Regions from separate parts of the Homo sapiens genome. Here region 1 is linked to region 2. A link is a contact called in ENCODE Hi-C or POLR2A ChIA-PET data. All regions are on one chromosome and are shown on one strand. Each heading gives the region's core, a stretch centred on a gene start or an enhancer-like site at or near the end of the contact. The rest is flanking DNA. Distances are from core to core; before and after follow the strand shown. Region 1 overlaps ACOT7 (acyl-CoA thioesterase 7). Region 2 overlaps ICMT (isoprenylcysteine carboxyl methyltransferase).

What was found. A loop is a pair of places that touch in the nucleus more often than their neighbours do. ChIA-PET counts read pairs that join two places held with the same protein, here RNA polymerase II (POLR2A). Pooled maps may share reads with other maps.
Region 1: a loop to region 2 is called in a map of endothelial cell of hepatic sinusoid, with 4 times the contacts of the local background. The contact joins two enhancer-like sites. A Hi-C loop is called at or near these places in 1 of 168 maps with a recorded cell type or tissue (endothelial cell of hepatic sinusoid) and 2 of 50 pooled maps. POLR2A ChIA-PET finds 5 or more read pairs at or near these places in 3 of 52 experiments (A673, AG04449 and H1).

Annotation. Positions count from the first base shown.
Region 1 is chr1:6,278,271-6,282,771 of GRCh38, forward strand. It overlaps ACOT7 (acyl-CoA thioesterase 7), which reads right to left. Exons shown (of 9, transcript NM_007274.4): 8 at 2,832-3,016. Among named protein-coding and RNA genes, the nearest start is that of GPR153, 19 kb to the left of the region's middle. RefSeq lists enhancers at 1,247-2,112, 2,356-2,905. Within about 2 kb of position 2,671, at least 4 of the 41 ENCODE cell types and tissues checked have a DNase peak (open chromatin) inside an H3K27ac peak, as active enhancers do.
Region 2 is chr1:6,220,241-6,224,230 of GRCh38, forward strand. ICMT (isoprenylcysteine carboxyl methyltransferase) reads right to left here. Exons shown (of 5, transcript NM_012405.4): 5 at 953-3,990. It overlaps RNF207 (ring finger protein 207), which reads left to right. Exons shown (of 18, transcript NM_207396.3): 18 at 1-1,059. Among named protein-coding and RNA genes, the nearest start is that of ICMT, 14 kb to the right of the region's middle. Within about 2 kb of position 2,576, at least 5 of the 41 ENCODE cell types and tissues checked have a DNase peak (open chromatin) inside an H3K27ac peak, as active enhancers do.

The DNA.
Region 1 (4,501 bases), core at 1,421-3,920, 58 kb after region 2:
GGGCATGGAGGAGCCACCGTGCATTTCGGTGGGAGAGGGAGCAACTCGGATTTTGATGACCAGTTTCCTGGGCTGCAGGGAAGGGTCACATTGAGAGCACCAGGAACAGAGGAAGGAGCAGCTGAGGACTGAGCAGGGGCCCCATGGGGACGGGGCAGTAAGAGCTGTTCGGGAGAGGAGTGGAGCGGCACTGGGTGGGCGTGGGCATGGGGGGAGTAGGGAGGAGCCAGCTGGGTTCCCAGACTTCCAGAGCAGCACAGAGGCGGAGAGGGATTTTTTTGCGGGTGTGATAATGAGTTCCATTCAGGACAAACTGTATTTGTGATGCTTTTGGGAACCCTGTTGAGGGGCAGCACTGGCCAAGTCAATTTGGGAGTCAATACAACACACAGGCGATGCTCGAGGCACAGACCATGGATCTGACCACCCCAGGAGAGAAGGGCCACAGGTTAGGACATGTCAAAGCCAAGGGTTCGGGGACCGTGTGGTGGCCGGGGAGGCTGGAGTATCCCTACAGACACTACAGGGTCCCCCATCCAGGGAGCGCAGGCTTCACTGAGGGCCTGGTCAGCTGTGCTACAGACAGGGAGCGGACAGCAGACAGGGCGTGTCCTTGCGTCTGTCCATGCTGCCCGCAGAGGGAAGACAGAACTGGGAAAGTTTGTCCAGGAGGCAGGAAGAGGTAGGGGGCGGGGAAGGAGAGAGCTTCGGAAATGTGCCTGGGTCAGGTGGGGGATTCAGCATCAGGACAGACAGCAGCCACGCTGAAAAGCGTCATGGGAGGGGCGTCGGGTCCATGGGGAGAGACCAGAGCGGGCCCAGGTGGGAGTGGAGCCCATACTTCATGGCCGAGAAAAGCAGGCAAGTTTGGAGAAGGCGTGTCCAAGGTGAAAGGAGAACCAGACACAGGGCTGAAGGTCAAGGACAGAGGAGGCTGGAGCCTCATAGCAGGGTCAGGGGCTGAGGAACGACTGCGGACCAGCCCAGGCGACGTGGAGGGAGGACACCATCCTGCCAAGGGCCGATGGGTGGCACGGTGGGCCAGGGCAAGGCGGGTAGGCTTACAAGTAAATGGGGAGGGGTGGGGGCAGATGAGGGAGGAAGGAGCAGGCAGCAGAGCCAGCCCTGATGGGGCAGGAGGGTGGCAGCCTAGGGTACTTTGCCACAGAAGAGGCTGTGGGGCTGAAGGCATGGAGCAGTCCTCGCACCAGAAGGGGAGCATGCCTCGTAAGCCCCAAGTCAAAGAGGGGCCTGGTCACGAGAGTCATGCAAGGGTGGGTCACAGGCATTGTGTTAGTGCCGTGCTGGGGGCACCCACCACTCACTTTCCTTCCTTTCAGCCTGGCCGAGTCCTCCTCATCCATCAAGTCCAGGTTCACCATCAGCTCCTCTACTCAGCCCACCCGACCTGGGAGAGGCCGGCACCCAACTCCAGCGAAGAGCTGGCCTGGAGTTGGCAGCGGAGGGTACTCGCTGGGCCTGACAGCTCACACACCACACCTGGCGCTACCACCACGGGCCCTGGTGAGGCATGAGCTCCTCCACTCCAGGAAGGGGCAGGGCTGGGAGAGGGGCTTGGAGGGGCCTCAGCCTCGACTGGGAAACAAAGCAGCTGGGGCGACTCGGCGGCCCTCCTCAGCCATGTGGGGAAGCGACAGGCCGTGCTCCAGGCTCTGAGAGGAATGGGTTTTCAGTGCATGTTCGCCCCAGAGATTTCAGTGCACGCTCCTCTCCGGGAGGCTGAGCAGCAAATGCTTGCGGATCTGCGTGGGGAGCAGACGCCGCGGGGGCAGGGGCCTCGAGAACCTCTGGAATCAGGGGTCAGCCTCGCAGGGCCGTGGTGCCTGCCTGGCCACTTCCATGAGAACGCCAGCTCCCAAGAGGCCTGCGGGCACCCGCCTGCTCCCAGCTGCTCTGTTCCCGCATCCTCGCTCCCCGGAGGGGCAGGAAGCTCCTACAGCTCTGCTTTCCTCTTGCTCCCCTCAGTGACAGACACAAGAGCTGGTTCAAAGAGAAATCAGGACCACCCCAAAGGCTGCAGAGCCCCTGGGGTCAGCCAGGATGGGGAACCTCTGTTCTTATGACAGAGACAGGGAAGCTGCCTCTTTGGGCCGCGCGAACCCTGTCGATGTCTGTGACCCTACAGAGTCCATGCCAGGCGGAGAACCACCAGCTCTCAAACGTGGCAGAGCTCAGGGGATGTGGACACCTGGGGGCAGCAGCCCCTGTGAACGAGTGCGTGTGGCCTGCACACGCCCACCCCACCTGCCCTGCATGAGGAGGAGAAAGGCCAAGGGGCTGGGACCCTCAGCCCAGAGCCCACCAGCCTGGCTTGGTCTCATCAGGCAGGACCTGCAGGCCAGGACCACCTGGAGGGAGCCCACCCCTCCAGCTTCCCAGCAGGCCCTTCAGCAGAGGATGGGGGACCCAGGGCACGGTCCTCATCCCCCTCCAGCATTCTTACACAATGCCAGGGAACACCAAGGCGCCACACTCAGAGGCGACCTGGACGCCCAGGCAGCAGCCATGCTAAGGCGCTCTTAAAGGGGTCTGTCTCTCTTGTCCTGTCTGCCCAGCCCCACCCCACGGGCCCTGGGAGTACAGCCCAAAGGCCTACCCGCTGGTTATGAAGCGTTCCTTCTCAAGGCCTCACCGGATCAGCCCCGCAGCCCGAGGTCACCGGTCACGGCAGTGGCCAGGCCCAGCCCTACTCTGACCCCTACTGACAGGACAGGACTCATGCAGGCACAGATTCCCCCTGGAGGCCCAAACACAGGGACCCTAGGGCTGCCTGGCAGGGAGGGGCCGCCGTTCCAAGGATGCGCACTCACCACCAGCTGGGGCACAGGCAGCGACCTGCCTTCCTGGCTCAGCGACACGTAGGTGAAGAAGGCACTGGCGGCCCGGTAGCGCTTCTGAGAGCTGTCCACAACAGGGTCGGCGTCCACCAACACCTCGATCTCCATGGACTTATTGCTCGTGAAGGTCATGCGTCCCGAGATGGTGATGACGCAGCCTGTGGAGAAGGGAGGGCGGGGGTCAGGGCGGCCTCCACCCCACGGCTGGGCGGGGGACACTGGCGTTTCTGTGGTCAGCAGGCAGACACTTGGTTAGGGGAAGCAGTGGCTTGGCTGACTACCAGATGTTCAAATAACAGAATATTAGAATGTGTCGTTAGTTGCCCATGAATGTTTATCTTTCTAGTGAGCAGGTTTATCTACGCTAAAATTCAGCACTGAAGGATTTTGGTGGCCATGAGTTCAAGCCCCCGCCCAGGCGGGCTCTCTCCTGGCCGGGAGTGGCAGCACCTGCTGAAAGGCTTCAGAGCCACTGTGCCCCCACGGGGGAGGCCGCAGACTGCCTTCCAGGAGCTGTGGGTGTCGGCTGGCTCTGCCCTTCCTTAGGTCAGGGCCAAATCTGCAAACTGCACTGTCCATTCATTGGCCTTGCTGGTGCCCACCGGAGCCACAGCTGCCCCACTACACTGCTCCAAGCACCAAGACAGAACCTTGTATCACCTTCCACAGCCATTCCCACCCTCAGGGGCTCCAGTGACACAGGGCAGCTGCCCGTGCCCCTTGGTGGGATTGAATCTTATGTGACTGCATGCCAAGCCTCCCTTCTGGCCCCACTGGTCTCGCCCACGGGACCAAAGCTTCCTCCTCTGGGCTGCTGGATGCCACACCCCTTGGCCAGAGTCCTCCATGCTCAAAGCACCAGCCCCATTTCTCTGTGAATCATGACAAAGTCCAAAGTCACCAGTTCCCATACATTGTTCCCATGTCCCTCTCTCCCCCTCAACCCTAACCAACCTCTCTGTACGCCCCACGCTCCCCAGGGCACGACAGTCCATCCTGGCAGAAGCTTCCTGACCCAGAGCTGCTCTTCTGCCCCCACCACCCTCCCCGGCCTGGGCTCCATCCTCCTACCTGGCCTCAACATAATCCCTTAATCTCAGGGAGCTCAGCTCTTCCCTATAGGCAGGCATGAGACACCCTGCCTGGGGGATAGCTACGGGATGGAAGGACTCAAGCCAAGAGCTGACCTGGGGCCCCGGGAAGGTGTCACCATCGATGTCACTGGCCACCAGGCTGCAGAAACCCCCGGGGACTTCCGGGGCAAGTGCTGCCCTGCGGTCAGAATGCCCTCCCAGGCGGCCCAGCGTGGCCTCTATTCTGGGCCAGGCTCAAGGATATCCCTGCCCGACTCTGGCTGCTGGGACTTGCTCCCCAGGAAATATATCTGGCTTCGGGGACTTTTTAATGTGGCCTCTGGAACCCCCAGTGTCCTAGCTGCACCGAGACCAGCCTCACAAGGCAGGTTTAGAGACCCAGAGTGAGAAAGCGGCCAGGTGGTGGCTGTTGGAGGGCGGTTAGCAGGCCAGAGGCAAGAGCGGTTATTCCATGTTAAAAAGTATCAGAACGATCCATGCTACATTCAACTTCATACTTACAGGGAGCACTTCGTGCCAGTGCTGGGAGAGGAGGAAGGAGCTGTGTGG
Region 2 (3,990 bases), core at 1,326-3,825:
TTGGGATGACTCCCAGTCCACATGGAAAACATCAGGGAGTGACAATCCAGCAAGAAATCCCTCGCTAGTTCCACACCTACGCACCGAGCGTCGGTGTGCCAGGCCCTGTGCTGGGCAGAGTGTGGTATGTCAGGGTGTGCCGGTTTTAGGTAACAAGACTCCACCACTGAGTGGCACCTGCCCTATTGCAAAGGAATCCAGTTCCTCCGGAATAACAGTCCCACTGTTAACCTGGTGCTACTGGGAAGTTCCACACAGTAATCTGAGCAGTGACTCATGGAAGGATGAGGAACGTTTGCTCCAGCTTCTCTCCCTTTCCAGCAAGGGCAGAGCTCCTAAAGCCAGGGGTTAGCACCTGGCCAGCTTATGTGGCAGATGGTCTCAGTTACAACTTCGCTGCTTTCCCAAACTCCTGCAGCCCTCCTGAGTCCGACTTCCGTTGATAGCAAGGCACTGGGTGGCAGCAACCTTTTTTCTAGTAGTTTTTTCCCAGCAGTTTTCCATTTCTCCACAGTATCCTTTTCATTTAGAGGAGCTTAATAAATGCTTTTTAAAAAGTAACCCACGTGACGTAAAATTTTACAAGTTTTTGTGGCAAAATGATGCCCAGATAGTCACATTTAAGCAAATATTCAGCTTGATTCAGTGATTAACAGCAAATGGGTCTACGTGCTAACATGGCAGCACATTCAACACATAACACATCACTCACATTGACGTCCACTGTCCCTGCACCTGCTACTTCAGGGGCACTGAGGCTCCTGTTCCAAGGCCTTACAAACCTATGTGGTGGCCTGCAGGGCAAAAGGAATTATCATTACAACTGGTTAGAGGTAGGAATTCAGAAAGAAATTGAGGAGGCCAAACACACGTCGTTTGAGGCTAAAGGCTTAAGACGCTTCTTACCCAAGAGTGACCTCAGAGTTTCACATCCCAGACAATCACACTGTGGTTGAGTGAAATCAAGTGCAGTTTTATTTAAGAACTGGAAAGAATAATCAGTATCTGTGAAAGAAAATCCAATTTAGAATATTTAAATAAACATTTATGTAAAAAGAAGAGTAGAATAATTACTCCGTTCAGTTCCTCTCCTTGCAATGGGATAGGCTGCCTCTGCTGCAGATGGCTGGGTCTTCCAAACCCATGACAAGTGCCACGGCCTCTGCAGCAGTGGCCCAGAGAGTAGGCACTTCCCAGCATGACAGAGAGGCCGAGGCCTTCTAACCTTGCCAAACCACTACAAAAGCAAACTAGGGTGGGCAAGCCCAACTACCTAAGGCAGGAAGAAAGTGCAGTGAAGGGACAGTGGTGTGCTGTGCGTATCGTGGGGGTACTCCTAAGCAGCTAGCTGTTGGCGAGATCTTACAAAGCCTGATCGGCTAACGCAGCTTCCTGGTTTAGGAACATTTTCCCCGGTCGTATCAATCCCCCAGGTTGGTAAATGAACAGAAGGGATGAATAAAGCCTACTTTTTAGGCTCAAGGAGCAGCTCGTGAAGGGGTGGCAGGTGCGCTGCTGCCTTGTTTTCTGTCCTGCTAAGAGGCTCACCCCGCGACCTCTTCTGTAAACTGCCACTCAGCAGCGGCCTGCAAGCCCTCACGAAAGGCTTCACTCTATGCTGTTTCCAGGTAGCTTTGTTCTGACAGTACCTATTTTCCACTTCAGAATCTCCACTTTAAAACCTGCAATGGAAAAATAAATCTCTTGACAGTTTTTTAAATCGAGAAAATTGGTGATGTGGCCTTGGCAGCAAATACCCAGAAAGCCTTTACCTCATTAACCTGATTCTCCACGGGCCCTGCCACTGCTAAATTTATAAAGCTAAAAATAATCTCAAGATCATGGAACTAAAAAGAAGTCAATCACTTACCAAATCCTGTCCTTAAGGAGTTCATCTTGGCTGGGCGTGGTGGCTCACGCCTGTAATCCCAGCACTTTGGGAGGCCGAGGCGCGTGGATCACTTGAGGTCAGGAGTTCGAGACCAGCCTGGCCATCATGGTGAAACCCCGTCTCTACTAAAAATACAAAAAAATTAGCTGGGCATGGTGGCCCAAGCCTGTAATCCCAGCTACTCAGGAGGCTGAGGCAGGAGAATCGCTTGAACCCGGGAGGCAGAGGTTGCGGTGAGCCGAAATGGTGCCACTGCACTCCAGCCTCCAGCCTGGGCCACAGAGCAAGACTGTCTTAAGAAAATAAAAAAAATGGAGTTCATCTTTTATCCCTAAGTAATTGCTGACTTCTGCTCTGGGATTATAAACAGGGTGGGAATGTTCTCCCACCATCCCTACCCCTGGAATTCCTCTCCAAAGCAGAGTACGTCAAGTTTTCCCTGGTGTCAGACAGCATTTCACCATGAAACCCTAAGACCTGCCTCCTGGGCTCCTTCCAGCTGGTGGGCCTGGTGTGAAGGTGGGCTTCCTGGGCCTCTGGCAGATGGAGGATGGCATTAAATGCCAACACAGTCAGCTTACCATCCACAAGGCCAGCAGCTGCCAACAGCTGCCCTAGACCTATCAACAAGACAACTTCATGGCTCCCAATGGGAATGGAGGCTGGGCCCGCCCTACTTAGAGCAGGGGAAAGAACTTTTCCCTCAAAGAGCCGGGGCAGGATGCCAGAATCTAACTACATCCTCTCCCGGTTTGCAGTTCTAGGAAGTGGAATTTGCTGCCCTAGGCGTGGTCTAAAGGACAAGTTTAGAAATGATTCAACTCAAGTTCCTAAACAGAGTAAGTGCCAGTTGATGTCCCACCGTGGATCCTTTACTCCAGAAAAATTGTAATGATGGCTCGGCCACCGCCTTGGCTAGAGTCCCACTGCACGCGTGTCGTGAGGGCCGATGGGCAAGTCCGTCCGGTTTTTTTTGTTGTTGTTGTTGTTTTTTGAGATGGAGTCTCGCCCTGTTGCCCAGACTGAAGTGCAAAGGCCCGATCTCAACTCACTGCAACCTCCGCCTCCTGGGTTCAAAGGATTCTCCTGTCTCAGCCTCCTGAGTAGCTGGGATTACAGGCACCCGCCAGCACGCCCAGCTATTTTTTTGTATTTTTAGTAGAGACGGGGTTTTATCATGTTGGCCAGGCTGGTCTCGAACGCCTGACCTCATGATCCACCCGCCTTGGCCTCCCAAATTGCTGGGATTACAGGCGTGAGCCACCGCGCCCGGCCGTCTGTCTGGTTTTCAAACCAATCAATGAACCCGTAAGCCTCTTTGGTATATATAACAATGAAAAAATTCATTAAGCCATGAAATCTAGAAATAAGTCATATTTCTGAGTTGATAAAATGCTTTTCTGAACATACATTTTAGGTATCTGGCACAATTAACCAAATGTCTGCCCATTTTTGTGTAGCTTTCATACAGTACAGATTTCATTGATGTCGCTCCCACATCTGAGTATTAAAAACATTTGACATTGTTCTTCTCAGTCCTCACAACACCCCTGTGAGGTAGGTGGTATTGACCCCATTCCACAGATGGGGAGGTCTAGGCACGGAAAGGTTTAGTGGCTCCTCACAGGCCGCGTGGTGGGGCAGCAGAGTGGTGCTCTGGCCCCGCGCCGACGCCGCCTTCACATTCACACTTCTTCAGTGCCACCGCAACACTGCATGGCAGGATCTCACGCTGAGGCCAAGTTCCTGTCTAGTCCAGAATGAAGCCAGCGTCTCACCTCTTAAAGCTTCGATGTGTGACTCAAAGCCAACTTACTCTCCCAAACTTGCAAAACAAACATACTGACTGAATCTTAGTTGGGACTATTTGCAGTATTTAAGATTATTTTTGAGAGTCAATCTGCTTGGATTTGTAGTTGTATATGCTCAAATCCCTTTGGAAAACAGTTTGAAATGACATGAGGGACAATGTAATTTTGAGAACAGAACACAGAAAACAAGAGTTCTGAGACTGGCATTGAAATTGAGAATATAAGCTATGGTAAAATGAGAATCAAATCCCAAATAAACGGAGAGCAGCACTTCTCAATGTTTAAGGC